Regions from separate parts of the Mus musculus genome. Here region 1 is linked to region 2. The links are chromatin loops, found by intact Hi-C in ENCODE. Cell type or tissue: left cerebral cortex. All regions are shown on one strand. Each heading gives the region's core, and the rest is flanking DNA. Links, peaks and the distances in the headings are about the cores only.

Evidence for each region. Hi-C counts contacts between places; a loop is a spot of excess contacts. Peaks named below come from ENCODE experiments on the same cell type or tissue, not always from the same donor. Only the 100,000 strongest peaks of a DNase experiment are listed, where the experiment ranks them.
Region 1: a loop joins it to region 2, with 5 times the contacts of the local background. A loop is called at or near these places in 2 of 42 quality-filtered maps.

What each region holds. Positions count from the first base shown.
Region 1 is chr12:24,597,619-24,605,945 of GRCm38, forward strand. Grhl1 (grainyhead like transcription factor 1) reads left to right here. Exons shown (of 16, transcript NM_001161406.1): 9 at 5,290-5,448. Among named protein-coding and RNA genes, the nearest start is that of Grhl1, 29 kb to the left of the region's middle. In left cerebral cortex, for the core only: CTCF peaks have their summits at 3,408 (motif pointing left) and 5,848 (motif pointing right); DNase peaks (open chromatin) are centred at 1,984, 3,414 and 5,855.
Region 2 is chr12:24,971,427-24,979,753 of GRCm38, forward strand. Kidins220 (kinase D-interacting substrate 220) reads left to right here and starts at 3,506. Exons shown (of 32, transcript NM_001081378.1): 1 at 3,506-3,636. It overlaps Gm36236 (a long non-coding RNA gene), which reads right to left and starts at 4,171. Exons shown (of 2, transcript XR_381341.3): 1 at 3,933-4,171; 2 at 759-3,687. In left cerebral cortex, for the core only: CTCF peaks have their summits at 3,441 (motif pointing left) and 4,187 (motif pointing left); DNase peaks (open chromatin) are centred at 3,485, 3,943 and 4,152; H3K4me3 peaks cover 1,995 bases; H3K27ac peaks cover 1,297 bases.

The sequences.
Region 1 (8,327 bases), core at 132-8,131, 370 kb before region 2:
GCTTATTGAAAGTGGAAATGTTGACCTATGAAAGCACACACTCTATGTCTTCTCTTTTATTAAAAACATATGCAAGGGCTGGGACTGTAGCTCAATGGTAAAACCCTTCACTCTTGTGCAGAAGGCTCTGGGTTGAATCCCCAAATAAGTGAAAAAACAAAAACCCCAAACCAACATATTTTGCCTGGGCAGTGGTGTTGCACACCTCTAATGCCAGCACTTGGGAGGCAGATGCATCTCTGAGATGGAAACCAACCTGATCTACAGAGTGAGTTCCGGGACAGCCAAGGCTACACAGAAAGTCCCTATCTAAACAAACAACAGATCAAAACAAAAACAAACTACTTACGTCTCCCAGAGGTGACTGAGGTGTGATCTCAAAAGGTCACGTACCATACAGCAGAGTCGCAACTAGAGCACGTGGGGTTCACACCGAGCTGTTAATCCTGAGAAAATTTCTTAACAACTTTGAGTACCTGAGGACGGATATGACCTCATGGAATAGCAGGATCTGTGGATAGTGGATATTCCTACTTCATAGGTCAGTGCCTGTGCAAAATGCTTTTTCAATTAAAAATTCATGCAAGAGGGGCTGAACTCTTCACGGGAGAAACCCCGTGTTAAGACAGGTTTTATAATCTTCAAGCTTTGAAGCTGAAGGAGACCTTTGGTGCACTGAAGCGTGCTGGCATGTAGGAGACCAGTCCCTTTACAGGGTAGCATCATCCTGGTTGGGCATGTGAGCACCAACTGGAACACCTGAAGATGGTTTTGGTGTCTGAACCACCCAAGCTGAGGTGTCCCAAATCCCCAGCCACATGGCCTGTCACTGTGGGTTTGGGGACATGAGCGGTCCGACATGGCTGTGGCGTAAAGCAGTGTTGGAGAGAGAGGCTCCCAGGGCTTTTGTGGACAGTGGGGAGGAGGAAGGAGGCAAGAGTGCTCTGTCTAGCAAGTCCCCAGGCCACGTTGAATGAGGTTACATCCTTTAAAGGAACAGTATTTATAGGAAGTAGACTGGTAAATGTATGTATGTTTATGTATTTCTGTGTGTGTGTGTGTGTGTGTGTGTGTGTGTGTGTGTTTATGTGTACATGTGTGCTCATGTGTGTGGAAGCCAGAGGTTGATACTGGGCTTCGCCCTCTATCACTTTCCACCATAAATCTTGACACAGTCTCTCCCTGAATCTGGAGCTCACCAACTCTCATCTCGGTTGGTAAGGATGGGCAAACTCCAAGTATCCCCTTGGCTCTGCGTCCTCAGCACTGGGCTTACAGTCCACGATGTCACGCCCAGGTTTTAGTTGTGAACCAAATTCAGGTTTTCCTGAGTGCTGCTAGGCTGGTACCTGAATTACTCAAATCATTTTATCTGCAGTAATGGCAGTAAGGTTTGGGGCTCACCCTCCTCATCCACTGTGGACAGAGACTATCACAGGGGGCAAGAGCTCTTCTGCCTTGGCTGGTCATGTGACAGCAGGGTCCCAGGTTACAGTGCTAGTTACTGGGCAGAGCTGTGGAACACTTGGTTGCTTTGATTTTCGGATCAAATCTGCCTCTGTCGAGCACCTTACCCTGCCCAGAAGAAAGGAGAGGGTAGGGGAGAAGCTGCCCTTCTTGCTAGCCTTTGGTGAATGCCTAAACTAGCATGGGTACCACTTGGCTTAGCCCAGGATGCCCATGACGGTCCAGTGTATTCTTCCACGATGCTACTGCGTGAGCTGTCGTAAGAGCCATGCTGCTTTCTTGGAGGTCTTTGCTGTCCTTCACACCGTGTGCATCTGTTCCCTTGGCCCCACTCACTGGTGTGTCTGTGTCCATCTGATGGAGGAGGCCCAGTTAGGAGGAGTCAGCCTTCCTGATAACTTCTGAAGCCTTCTAAGTTGGGAAGCCCTTTCATAATGAGAAAGCAGATGCTTCCGAATGAGGCATGGAGCGAGGGTGTGAGGCAGCACTCCCCTCAGGCGCTGCACTCAGGCTGATCCTGGCATCTGCTCCTGCTTTGAGCCCGACTTGAAGCGGGGGATCAAGGGGAGGGCAGATTTGGGTTGGATTACTGTGAAATCCTCTTGCCAGGGGAATGGCTCTTTGGGTCAGAGACTTCCTGGAATTGGTGAGCTAGAGTGTACTTTCCCAGGCAGCCATTTTTGAGTTGGGAATTGTGCCACGTGGCCCAGAATGACAGAGGCTTAGATTTTCCATCTGACCGGAAGGTAAAATGTACAGTGGTTTAGTAAATGACTTCTAATGCTTACAAAGTTCTTTTAAAACTTGTTTTCTTATTAGTTTTATTTTTCCCCTTTCAGAGTTCTCTGTCTCTCGTGTGTGTGTGTGTGTGTGTGTGTGTGTGTGTGTATGTCACAGCATGTTTGTGGAGGTCAGAGGTCTCACCTTTCACTGTGTGACCCAGGTCACCAAGCCTAGTGAGGCCCTCTCTTCACCTGACGAACCATCTCAATGGCCCCTGTTCTATAGACTGTCTGCTGTCTCTCACGTGCATATTTTCAGATTAATATAAAACATTCTTTTAAATATGTACAAGAAGGCATCAAGTCAAAGCACAGATCTTTCTGCAAAGCAGTTCAGAAATCCCGTGAGCCACTTCCTGCTTGCGTATCTAGACTTAAGTCTTTTTTTAAAAAAAAATGAAAGCAGGGGCCGGGAAAGTGACTCAGTCAGTAAATGCTTGCCTTGCAAGAACGAGTACCTGAGTTTGGCCTCCTGCACCCATGGAAAAAGCTGGGTGTGGTTGTGTGCCTTTGTCATCCCAGTGCTGGGGAAGCAGAAACGAGAGGTGCCTGGCCTTCCCTGGCCATCCTGTCTAGCCTAATTGCTGAGCTTCAGGCCGATGGAAGTCCTGTCTGAAAGGTACTCGATGGTATTTCAAAGGATAACACCTGAGATGTACACACACACACACACACACACACACACACACACAGGCGCGCGCGCGCGTTAAAAAATAATTATTTATTTATGTTATGTATATGAGTACACTGTCTTCAGACATACCAGAAGAGGTCATTGGATCCCGTTGTGAGCCACCATGTGGTTGCTGGGAATTGAACTCAGGACCTCTGGAAGAGCAGTGAGTGTTCTTAACCACTGAGCCATCTCTCCAGCCCTCTTTTTTTTTTTTTAAAGTCAAGTAATTTTGTTTATTTACTGGAAATGATTAGGAAAGTATTTAGAAGCAAGATACCACAGTGCCTGGGTGTGAACAGTCTAGAGAAAGGGGCACACCTGGGCACCCTCCATCCAGATCTCCAATCAGAGGATACAGTCTGTGGGATAGGGTGGTTATGGAAGTGAGCGATTGCTTCACCGTGGTTGGAAAGCCCTGAATGAGCTCCTCCTGCCTGGGGCAGCCCTAGCAGTTCTGGAGCTTCAAATGTGGAAATAGTGCCCTCTTCTGGAAGACATAGGGATAGCTCGGTAGCGCGTACCAACCGAGCCCAGCCTGGTCCCATTCCGGAGCACGTGTGTGGCATCTGCCTGAGCCTGTCTGAAGAGACAAGCTTTACATGGAGGACAGGATCCGATGGGACCCTTGCAGACCTGGGGAGGACCTGAGCAGATCAGTAAAGAAGCTGGCAGGGTCAGATCAGCAGAGAGGGGACCCACAGTGCCTAGGGATGGTGAGAAAGATCTGGGGAGAGTTGGTGAGAGAATAAGATAGGGGTGATCTTCAGATCTGTAATTGGACATTTCCCTGTCTATTTAGGATGTCCGGTCTTTCTCCGCTTACACGAGTATGTACCCATATAGCCTAGAACTGGCTCTTTGTTACAGTCGGGCTAATTCTCTCTCTGTCCAGCTTCTCTTCCATTCGATCCCCCCGTAGAGCCACACAGGCCCCACCACATACCCATTTACAACCAAGGGCTGATGCTCTTGACTGGTGGGGCCTGGTCATTGGAAGGAGTCCTGGTCATTGGATACAAGGGTCTTGAATCTCTGAAACTCCCCATTTAAAAAACAAAAACCTGATTCACATACTATTTACTGTATGGTGTCCATACATAAATTCCAGGCCCACAGTGGCCTGGGAAATCAAAAGCACTGAGCATGCTAGACATCTTCAAGCACAGAACCATGAAAGTGGGGCGTGGAGCGTGTTCACCAACCACACAAGCTGCACCGTCTGCACTGAGTAACAGTTTGCTGTGTCGCACCTACTGGGTGTCTCCATTTGCTTAACCCTTAGAGGAAGCCCACTAGACAGTGAACATGGGGTGACTGAACATATGGGAGACAGGACAGGGGGTGGGGCTAGGTGGGCCACCCTCCAGCCTCCTCTTCAAAAAAGAGAATCTCGTCTGTGGCTCAAGGGCCACCGACCCCGCTGGGCTTAGTGACATAGTCTATAAAAATTGTCTGTGTGGGTCAGTGGTCCTTCAGATGTTGGTGAAAGGAAACAAACAGGTACCTCAGTACCTGTCCGCTGCTCTCTGGGGTGCCCTGTGACTGCCTGGTGGAAGTGTGGCCACTGATGGCCTACTCAGTTACTGTCTTCTCCCTTCTATAAAGGCTTCCCAACCCAGCACATTGTCTTCATGGCTTCTATATGTTTCAACCACATCTCTGTGGCGTCTCCTTCAGTGAGGAATGTGGTAGTGTTTTGTGACTGTTCAGTAGGTCAGCATAATAATTAAAGCCTGTGAAAAACTTTGCCAAGTGCAGTGGCTACCCAAACATGTGGTGAATCCAGATTACAGTTAAATTATGAAAGGCTACCCAGAAAAAAATGTCTTAGACATCACTGGAATTAAATTATTCTCTGAGGACTTGGCCCAATGTGATTCTATAACCAGATACCTCCAAGAGAGAGAAATGAAGGCATTTTAGTATAAGTGGGCTGTACTGCAAGGGAACTCTGCTGGAATTTTATAGTCAAGCTATAGATTAGGAGACACCAGCTTTTGTTTTAAAAGTACACAGGCTGCTACAGACTATCCTAAAAGGTGACACCAGAGGTACAGGTAGTTCCAGAGTTGTCCCCAGCAGCCAAGAGACATTTTACGGTGTCCCAGGAAAATGACACCAGCCATGACAGCCACATTGTCCACTGTCCTGGCTGATACCCAAGAGCCACCCTGAGAGTAAACAGAGCTTGCATGCTCCTTCTCCTGCTGCACACCTGTACTCACTGCTCTCTAGAAGAGTCCTTCGCTGCCTCTAAATGGCGGCTTTCAGGAGAGTCTCAAGTGTCTGTCATGTCAGCATTTGCAAGGCCGGGCCTGGCCAGCTGCTGGAGTTGCCCCTCACGGAGCCTTCTCTTCTTCACAGGTCTTCATCTCTGTGAACTGCTTGAGCACAGATTTCTCTTCTCAGAAGGGTGTGAAGGGCTTGCCACTCAACATTCAAATCGACACATACAGCTATAACAACCGCAGCAACAAGCCGGTTCACCGGGCCTACTGCCAGATAAAGGTCTTCTGCGACAAGGTGAGAGAGCAGCGGGCTCAGGGAAGAGCACGTGAGGTGGGCTCATCCTTGCACAGAGAGCAGCTAACCTCTCGTGGGTGCTTACTGTCTTACCCTTGTGGGAAGAGCAGCACTGTAGAAGGAACGGGAAACACTGAACTAAAAACAACTGAGAAGGTTCTTTTTGGTGGTTGTGTCTGGTAAAGTAAAGGATGTGGCCCCGGTCCTGGGCCCAGATCAAGAACTACTGTATTGATCACCCTCCACCTGACTCTCTGCCCTGAAGGCTCTTTGGCAGGCCATCTCCCAAATTTCTATGTTGCAGCTCCTTCTTCCTGGGAAACACACTTTTGCCAGGTGCAGAGCCAAGGTTTCCCTGTCAAGTCCTGGAGACTCTGGTAGGGCTGTTGTATCTGACCACTGGAGGGCGCCTGGAACCTTCCAGGTCAGAGAGCTTTCTCAACAGCCTGTCAGATTGAATACATCTGCAGGCCAGGGTCTCCACCTGTTACAGATTTTCACAATTTTTTAAATGAGTTTTTTTAAAAGATGTATTTACTTATTTTTATGTATATGAGTACACTGTAGCTGTACAGATGGTTGTGAGCCTTCATGTGGTTGCGGGAATTGAATTTAGGACCTCTGCTCATCCTGGTCGGCCCTGTTCTCTCCGGTCAACCCCACTTGCTCCGGCCCAAAGATGTATTTATTATTATTAATAAGTACACTGTAGCTGCTTCAGACACACCAAAAGAGGGAGTCAGATCTCATTACGGATGGTTGTGAGCCACCATGTGGTTGCTGGGACTTGAACTCAGGACCTTCGGAAGAGCAGTCAGTGCTCTTAACCACTGAGCTATCTCCCAGCCCAAATTTTCACAAATTCAGTGGTTTAAAGCTCAGAGTCACTGGGCCAACATTGAAGTTGTGTGCAGCATTCCTTTCAAGACTGTCTTCTCTGCATCTTTAGACCGCCTCTGATTGTTCCACCTCCTGGTCCCTTGTAATCACCTCCAGCCTTCCCTCCCCCTTGCCATGTAACCTGCCCCTTCTCCAGCCCCAGGATCAGGTGTGGGGATTACTGGAACCCAGGTGCTTCCTGTGGCCCGCACTTGGAAACCGTGAGTCACAACTTGTGGGCACCGGTACCTCTGACCTAGGCCAGTCTCTTCCCATCTGACCACATTCCTCTGGAGCCCAAGAAACCCTGACGATCCAGGCATGTGGCACCAGCTCCTGAAAGGCCAAGAGAATCAGGAGATGGAGGCCTGCCTGGGCTATACACAGAGACCTGTCTCAAAGCCAAAGCAGAAACACCATAGAAGGAGCTATCAGAACGTCTGTGCTCTTTTTATAACACTAGAGAAATTGCAGCTTTATTCAAACATTTTCCCCACATGTGATGTTTCGGTTACATCTTTCCTGACTAATAATGTCCCTGCGCACCCTTGAGAATCCGGGCCCTCATTTTCTGAGTACCCTGAAGGCTTTTCATAAGCCCTGGGCTCTTTGCTGCCCACCTGCATCCCTGACTCTGGTTGGCCGGCTTGCCACGCTCTGCCTTTCGGGCACCTTCTCCTGGCTCTCACGACTCACTTTGTGAGGCTGGTCTCAACTTGTAGTCAGAAACCTGAGGTAAGGCACTTTGGAGTCTCCTTTGGTGTACCTACAGTATTCTTCTTTCCAAAGGAAGTTGCTCTTTGTTGTCTCTTTGTCATGAGCTGCTTAACTGCTAATGCCATTTGATAAATGACAGCGTTTCCTCTTTCAGGAGCGGTAGCCCCTCAGCACATTCTTAGAGAAAATGAGGGCAGCGTTTGAATTTCTAAAGTTGGAGCTTGGGTGGCTGCTTTTCCAGAAGCTTGTATGTCTCCCTGGCCCATTCCTTGCCACTTGTCGTTCATGCCCATTATACAGGCAAGACTGACCTTGAACTCCAGGGCCTCCTGTCTGTTTCCCTGAGCTTAATTAAGACCTCTGCTGCCATCTCATTCACTCCCCACAGAAGTCAGTCTCCCTGAGGGTCACAGTCCTCTTAGCCCTGACAGGCTGCGGGGCCTTTAGGCTAATGTTTGGGGACAAGCCCCGCTGTGACTGAGCACATTCCCAGTAGGTGATGGTGAGAGAGAGAGATCCGAAGAGCTTATGGTCAGATGTCCCCCGCACTGTTCCAGCACTTTCTTTAACATCGTGCAGTATCTGTGAACTAGGACTGAATCCTTCAGCTTTTCTGCATGCGAGGTGTCTCACCTTAGGCTCCTGTGCTGGTGTAAGGTCCGGCGGTCCGTTCACGGATGCTGCACGGACTTGGAGCTGGTACTGCTGACGAGGCTGCAGCCACCCAGGTCTCTTCTGTGCGTAAGATCTCCCTGTCTGTAACTCTTTCCAAGGTTTTTCTCTTCCACTGCTGCTAAGAGTTGAATCTGAGGAGGCTCCACGTTCTTGAGTTCTCTGAGCGTTTATGTGTTTATGGCTGTCATTGGGTTTGGAACATGTCTGCCTGTTGTTTCTTCAGACATGCCTACTCCTTCCCCTTGGGTTCTCCAGTTGTACCCGTGATGCTTTGAGTTTCACCCATGGCCTATCGTTATTGTTGTGGTTTGATTTTTTCTTACCTCATTTCAGGTAGTTTCTTCCATTGTCCTGGGTTTACTGACCTGTGGCCGTCCACTGGTGAGCTGAGCTCCGTCCATTGGTGCTTGCATCTCTGACATGGCAGTTTCCATCCCTAAAAGTTGAGGCTGGACCCTTTTTAGGTCATGTCTCTACTTAGCAAGCAAAGGGTTTGTTTTTGCTGTTGGTAGTGATGCTGCTGTCGTCAGTTGATTTGCGTGGTTCCTGTTGTGGTCCTGGGACGCAAACACAGAGCCTTAAGCACACTCGGCAGTGGCTGTCCCACT
Region 2 (8,327 bases), core at 243-8,242:
GAAGGGTCTATTTCGGCTCCCAGTTGGAGGTAGAGTTCATGGCAGCAGGGAAGCTGGGGCTTGAAGCAGCTGGGCCATGTCCATCAGCAGCCAGAAAGCAGGGGGTGAGGGATGCTGGTATTCAGGTCTGTGTCACCCATGTCTAGGGCTTCCCAGCTCAACCTAATCTAGAAACTTCCTCATAGATACCCTCAAAGGTTGTCGCTTGGCTGACTCTAGATCCTGTTGATAGTTTAACTACCACAATCTCCAATACCACTCTTCGTTTCAACATTGTTTAGAGTATGAGTTGACCAATGAAGTTTATGCTTCATATCTCGATTAAGAAGCCAGAGAATCCTAAGTGGTAATAGAAAAGAAGCTGACACTTCAAATTTTTATGTGTTTGCCAAATTCTTGGTAACGAATACATATTCATCTTATTTGCTTCTTAAAAATACTTAACTTTCTAACTCCTCTGGGCTGGGGGAATGGGGTGCCATAAGAGAGAAGGAGTCAGATGCCCTGTAACTGAATTTATAGGCAGCTATTAGGCCACCAATGTGGGTGCTGGAACCAAACTCAGATTCTCTGCAAGAGCAGGTGCTATGAGCTATCTCTCCAGCTGTCCATATTTACTTTAAATCATAGAAGAGTAACACTGTAGCTGAGGCCGGCCTTAAATTGACAGCAATCCTCCTGCCTCAGTCTCCCCTATGCAGTGGAATTATAAGTATGATCTATCATACCAGCCAAGAAAGAACCATTTTAGAGCAACATAGTGTATAAAACATGTTGAGATTTCTGTGGAAAATATGCTAGACAATGAAACTGAAGCCACAGAGAAAGATTAGACCGTTGAAGTCATCAGGCCAGGTGCTGATGCTATGGAAAAAGGACCCGAGGGCGATCAAATTACAGCCTTGTTGGAGAGAGTGGCAAGGAGTGGAAAGATAATGCCTATTTTTCCTTCTCCATAAAAACACATGACAAGAAGGTAAGCCAGACTCTCAAAGCCGCTGATTCAGAGTCTTGGGTTGTTGAGTGATTCCAGAATCAACCCCACTGGGTGTGTCTCTTGGAAAGATCTAGGCAGGCTACATGAACCAGAGAAAGACCAGAGAGCAAGGGAAGAGGCATGTCTTTGAGACAAAACTGAGGAGGAAACCTTAGTTCTGCAGTAGTTCGATTGCAAGACTGGGTATGAGGGTCCATAGCGTGGAAGGGACCAGGGGCTGGCAAATCCTTGTTATCAAAATGAAACTTTCCCCTGAATCAGAGTAACCGTTCAGAGGCAGGAGGTAGAGGATAGAAACGTGTAGATTAACCCTGCTTCACCTAGGACTGCCCTGCAAACACTGCCTTCTTATCTCTCCCAATCCCCACAACATTTTGAATGCTTCTAAAAATCACTTTTATAAAATGTTATCTAGTCATTCTTAAATAATTAAAAAATTTATTTTATGGAAGGAATGCCTTATCCCTATAATTAAAAGGAAAAGGTCTGAGAGTTTTACCCCAATTCCTGTTCAGACCTGTCTGGTCCATGGCAGGGCAGGGGCTGGCTTTATAATTGTTGGAATGTGTTCCCAGCCTCCCTTGCCTCTCCTCACTGAGCCCACTCTGCATCCTGGTACCCTAACCTGCAGTTCCTAACCACAGTGCTTTCCAGATCAGCCCTAGGGAAGAATGGTGTGCTCCCTGAATGTCTGCAGGGATTTGGTTTCAATGATGGGAAGAAAGGTAGGTCGCCGAGCTGGGCTTGTGTCTGAGACCAAAGGCAATCAGTGGGATGTGCTTGCCCCTCATTCTGGTTTCCCCGCTGGAGGCAGAGAGCTCTGTGTAGGAAAGCATGAGCCTGGTCCTGTCTAAAGCCAGCTTCCTGGCTTGTGGAAGTCATCCCATTAATCTACTTGTCCCTCTGCACAAGTTAAAGGTACATGAAGGAGGGTCTGGGAGACTTGCATGAGAAATGAGTTGGAAGGCTAGGGCCAGGAACCTTCAGCCAATCTTTCTCAAATGTGAGCTGAGCCCCTGGGGGTAGCCCCCAAGGGCACAGGAACTACATTTCTGCAGCTATTTCTCTTCAGTGAGATCTTTTCAGTGACCTCTCTCACCCCTTGATAACATTCTCCCTCCCCTTCCCTCCCTTCTCTCCTTCCTTCCTCTTCTTCATCTTCTTCTTCTTCCTCCTCCTCTTGAGACAGGGTTTCACTATGCAGCCAGCCTCTAACTCACAGAGATTCCCCCTGCCTCTGCTTCTGAGTGCTGAGGGCAAAGGTGTGTACCACGAAGCCCAGTGTGTCTATTAGCAGAAAATACTGGCCAGTTTGCCCTGGCAGGGTTTGAAGGGGAAGGCAGGCAGAACAGGGCAAGGTCTGTGAGGGCACGCCTTCCAAGAGCCTCACTCCCAGGTGCTGTGGGGAACGGGCTCCACGGATGGGGGGGGCAGTACTGAAGAGTTTAACTGAGAAGTGCTTAGTGTCCTGACAGATAAGAAGAGTTCTGGGTAGGGAGAGGAGTTGAGAGAGTCGGCAGCCCATGGGGGAGTAAAAGGTTTAAAATAGATCTGAGTGATTAACACAGGAACTGCTTAGACAGTATGGGGTGATATGTGAGATAACTTTCCACTTCCTGTGGGGGTCCCACTCACTTCCGGAGATGGATCAGGAGGGAGCCTATAATATCGGCCATATTGGGGATGAGACTGACCGTGGGCAGAACTCTGGAACTCTGAATTAATTAAGGTAGGTGGAACCTGGGAAGGAGTACCATGCCTGGAAGAAGACTAGGAAATGGGTGTCAGGAGGCCCTTTGAAGGGAATATTGCCAGGATGGGGTTGCTGATGGTGGTCAGGGATCAGTTAATAGCATTTGGTGATACTTCTGCAGAGGTGGGAAGAGCAAAGTCTGGAAGGGCCTTGGGGGGTTGGGGCGGGGGGTCCTCAGCTGGAAGGAGGCAGTATGGACGTCTGCGGAGGCAGTGCATTCTTCCGATGATGGAGAAGGCAGATTTCGGACTTCTGGACCCTGGAAGGAGGAACTAAGCGACTTTCATTTGCAAAGTGGGCAATGGCTTCCAAAGTTGTAATTGTTGTTTATTTCTCTGAATTATTGCTTATAATGCCAGGTACGGGTTATAAATTAACTTTCAAAAGCGCGAATGACAGGGAAAAATATTGCCTGGGGCACCTGTGAAAAATACACTAATTTAGCTGGGTCAGCTGGGAGGTGGAGGCAGGAGGATCGGGAGCGTAAAGGTCATTCTTGGCTACATAGCAAGTTTGAAGCCTGCTTGGGCGACTTTGACTCTGTATCAAAACCAACCCAACCCAACCCAACCTAACCCAACCCAAACCATCTGAAGCCAAACCAGGCAAAGAAGCAATGTTTCCATTCCTTTAAAATAGAGGGAAGGGCGTCCAAGCCACTTCAGCACCTGCAACTCCTCCCACACTGCCCCCTCCAGGAGGCGTGGCCACAAGGAGCACCGCCCACCACACGACCACGTGACCTGTCAGTTCCTGACTCCTAGGAAGATGGCCGCCGGGCGTGGTGCGGGCATAGCTGTGTGCTCTTGGCGTCTTGTCCTCTGACAAGGTCTGCGGCGCTGTTCTGCAGAGCTGAGGGCGCCGTCTTCGGCCAGGCCGTGACACGGTCAGTGCGGAGGCGGAGAGGTCGGGTGAGGCAGAGCGACAGTGTCCGAGGCTGGGGGAGGGGGGAGGGGAAAGGGAGACGAGTCTGTCGGTGGCACCGGAGAGGGGGAGGGGGCCGGGATCGGAGGCTGGGTGCGGGGCGTCCGGGCGTCGGGCGAGGTCGGTGCAGCCAAGCGCGGAAGGCAGGCGCTCCGGTGCGGCGTTCTCCCGTGGGCACTGACTCCAGGCCCAGGCCGCTTTCCTTGTTGTCACACCCATCACTTAGTGAGTCCCGCAGCCGGTGCCCCTGAGCCTTACCTTCTTGGTTGCTTTGCTTTCCAGGGAGGAGAAGTTGTTTTCTTCTGTGCTAAATTGCCGAACCCACTGCCCCCATTGTCCTGTGCAGGCTTTTAAACGCCTTGCAAGATGCCCGCAAGCCCCCGAATAGAACGCGTCCATGTTTGCTTTGTGGGGATTTGTATACATTTTTTTTCCCTAGGTTGTCTTCACGTTTAAACCATTTTAGACCATTTTCTCATTAATAACTGTTTGTGGAGCTCTCTGCCCCCTAGAGGTGCTTGCTAAAAATGCACCGGTTTTGCTTTTCAGAGCTTCCCATTTCTTGGTGTGGGGTGTGGCTGAGGAAAAACCTCTTGGAGGTGATTCTGATGGGTTAGTCCCCCGCTCTCTTTTTGACGCTACGAAAAAACAAAGCGTCTACAGTAAAAGGAAAAGACACATAATCTATTTTTAAGGGCAGTTGGGTGTCTGGTTCAGAGCCAAGACTGGAAATGCTGTGGCAAGGTGCGTTCTTTGTTCTCAAGCTTTACAACGACAGTCAGTCAACTTGATCAGACCGACTTGGGGGTCCTTGTTAAAAATTTGTTTCTGAGCTTCACCACAGGCCTGCAAAAATGGGACTATTTGGGTCAGGAGACAAATAATTGCACACCAGTTTGAGAATCCTTTTAAACACTCTGAGAATGGTTTCCAGATTTATCTTTGGCATCTCGTTTCCATAAATTCTTTTCTCTTTTTCATTTTTTTCTACCTTCCCTCCTTCCCTCCCTCCCTCCCTCCCTCCCTCCCTCCTTTTTCTCCTCCTCCTTCATCCCCCTCTTCTCCTTTTTTTCCTCTCCCTCCCTGGTCTTCTTAATATGTAGCCCTGGTCTGCTTGGAACTGATAGAGATCAGCCTGCTTCTGCCTCCCAGGCCCCTGTGCCACTACATCATTCTCTAGTTATCAGCTCTTTAAGGGTATCCCCACAGCCCCAATCAATTCTAAGGTGGCTGGTTGGAAGGGGCACACATATGTAACGAAATGCCTGCTGCCTTCTTTCCTAGACTTTCCCATTTCCTCCCACCTCTCCTCTTTTCTTTCCCTTCCATCCCTGCACGCATGGGTGCTCTTTCTCTGGTGTTCATGACAACAACACTAACATTGTTTTTCTTTCCCAGTCACATGGTCGTTTATTATTTTCCTTATCTCTGGATATTTTGTTCTGTCCAAAATTCAAACTTTGGGAATTCTATTTGGTTAAACGTAATGTCTTGCATTTCTTTTCCACTTTAATTGCCTGATTCCTTTCCTGTAGGCTGTCTGTTTTGGTCCCTAACTTGTGCCTAGAGTTCTGATTCTTTTTTTTTTTTTTTAAGTCTATATTGTGTATGCATGCACTGCTAAATTATATTTTTCTATATATGATCCCGTGTGAGCCTGCCATCCCCTTTTCCAGCTTTTGTTGAAGAATGTCAGTTTTATTTTTCTTCACTGAATTCCTGAATGTTTGGAAGGCACAAGCAGAAACCTTGGGGAAAGGAGGCTTCTGGGGTTGAGGAGAGGTCAGAATCCTGGGTAGCTTGATGACCTGTGTCTCAGGGGCCACACTGAGGCCGCACTGACGAAGAGACTTTCTCTGTTCATAGCTGTAAGCTCACTCTCTGATGATTGTGGTTTTACTTACACAGCATCAATCGTGGCCTGGACAGTTGTGTTTTTAAAGATGCATTTATTGCATTTACATGAGTACACTGTCACTCTCTTCAGACACACCAGGAGAGGACACCAGATACCATTACAATAGTTGTGAGCCACCATGTGGTTGCTGGGAATTGAACTCAGGACCTCTGGAAGAGCAGCCAGTTAGTGTTCTTAACCACCGAGCCATCTCTCCAGCCCTGACCTGGACAGTTTTAATTCCAATTCTGGACTGGCCCAGCTTATCTTTTGAGTGTCACATGTACAGATTGTTGTTATAGCCTTGTGTGCGGCTTATGGTAGAGAGTATGCTGTTGAGGGTGAAGGGCCCTCTCTGTGGACAAAGACACCCAAAAGAGGCTTCCTTATGTGTCTATGTCGTTACTGAACTTGACCATTCCCTCATGAGATCCTTCTTGTTCTAGGCCTGTAATGGGTTCTGAAGACATAACCGTGGAGACAGACTGTAAGCTTAAAGAGACACATATCTAAGCCATTGTGGACGTTGAAGCCATAGCTGTCACTTGTATGCAGGATATGTTTTGGATTATTGGGAGTATAAATGCTGGCATTCCAGGTTGATGAACATGGGCAAACTCATGATTCTACCAACACTGGGTTGGTTCTACCTTATGGTACTACCAGGCACTTCTCCAGCTGTTAGAAACTGAGTGGTGAACAGAGCCCTGATTCTTACTGAACTCTTTGGTGGAGTAGGGAAAGCAGGCTAAATAAGTAACTGGTACGTGGAGTCATGCTAAACACTATCCTGAAGAAAGCTAGTTATGGAATGGTGGTAGTAGTGGGAAGCAAGAGCTGTTTTATATGTAGAGGCTGGGGATGCTCTGGTCAGGTAACGTTTGTATGGAAACACAAGATGGCTTGAATAAAGTGAAGTGGAGACTGGTAGGAGATGAACCTAGGAGAAGGAGCAGTTTAAGCAAAACTAGAGCTAGGAGTGCCATGCCATGCAAGAATATGACACTGGCTTTTATTTTTTTATTATTTTCTTTAAATACATTTCAAATGCTATCTGGAAAGTTCCCTATACCCTCCCCCTGCCCTGCTCCCCTACCTACCCACTCCCACTTCTTGGCCCTGGTGTTCCCTTGTATTGGGGCATATAGAGTTTCCAAGACCAAGGGGCCTCTCTTACCAATGATGGCCGACTAGGCCATCTTCTGATACATATGCAGCTAGAGACACGAGCTCTGGGGGTACTGGTTAGTTCACACTGTTGTTCCACCTATAGGGTTGCAGACCCCTTTAGCTCCTTGGGTACTTTCTCTAGCTCCTCCATCGGGGGCCCTGTGTTCCATCCAATAGCTGACTATGAGCACCCACTTCTGTGTTTGCCAGGCACTGGCATAGCCTCACAAGAGACAGCTATATCAGGGTCCTTTCAGCAAAAAAAAAAAAAAAAAAAAAAAAAAAAAAAAAATTCCACCAGAGAACTCCTAAACCTGATAAACAGCTTCAGTGAAGTAGCTGGATATAAAATTAACTCAAACAAGTCAATGGCCTTTCTCTACACAAAGGATAAACAGGCTGAGAAAGAAATTAGGGAAACAACACCCTTCACAATAGTCACAAATAATATAAAATACCTTGGCATGACTCTAAGGAAGTGAAAGATCTGTATGATAAGAACTTCAAGTCTCTGAAGAAAGTAATCAAAGAAGATCTCAAAAGATGGATCTCCCATGCTCATGGATTGGCAGGATTAATATAGTAAAAGTGGCTATCTTGCCAAAAGCAATCTACAGATTCAATGCAATCCCCATCAAAATTCCAACTCAATTCTTCAACGAATTAGAAAGAGCAATCTGCAAATGATAGCAAAAACTCTTCTCAATGATAAAAGAACCTCTGGTGGAATCACCATGCCTGACCTAAAGCTGTACACAGAGCAATTGTGATAAAAACTGCATGGTACTGGTATAGCGACAGACAGGTAGACCAATGGAATAGAATTGAAGACCCAGAAATGAACCCATACACCTATGGTCACTTGATCTTTGACAAGGGAGCTAAAACCATCCAGTGGAAAAAAGACAGCATTTTCAACAAATGGTGCTGGCACAACTGGCAGTTATCATGTAGAAGAATGTGAATTGATCCATTCCTATCTCCTTGTACTAAGGTCAAGTTTAAGTGGATCAAGGAACTCCACATAAAACCAGAGACAGTGAAACTTATAGAGGAGAAAGTGGGGGAAAAGCCTGGAAGATATGGGCACAGGGGAAAATTCCTGAACAGAACAGCAGTGGCTCCTGTTAGCATTTTGAGTAGTTGTAATGCTGCTTATGTGGTTTTTAGACCCCTCCTTTCATATAGCACAAGCATTTTCAGTCAGTACAGTTTTTTTTTAAACATTTGATGACAGTCTATCAATCCCCTGTGCGTATTTGTCCCCAGTTTGTCCTATGTTTAAAATATGTATGCCTGAGTTTGTGTATACCATTTGCATGTAGGTACGCTGGGAAGCAGGCTCCCCTGGAACTAGAGTTGTAAGTGAAAGCGAGCAGGGAATTGGACCCAGGTCCTCTGAAGAGCAGTAAGTGCTCTTCCTCCTCCTCAGACTGTGCTCTTGTGGATCTTTGTCCACGGTTTTCCTGCTGCTAGAATTGCTTCCTGGGTGGGAAAGTATTGGATCACCTAACTTTTTTAAAAATAAAGCACATTGGTATAATTAATCTATATGTTATAGAATGTACCTTTGGGCTATGGTTTTG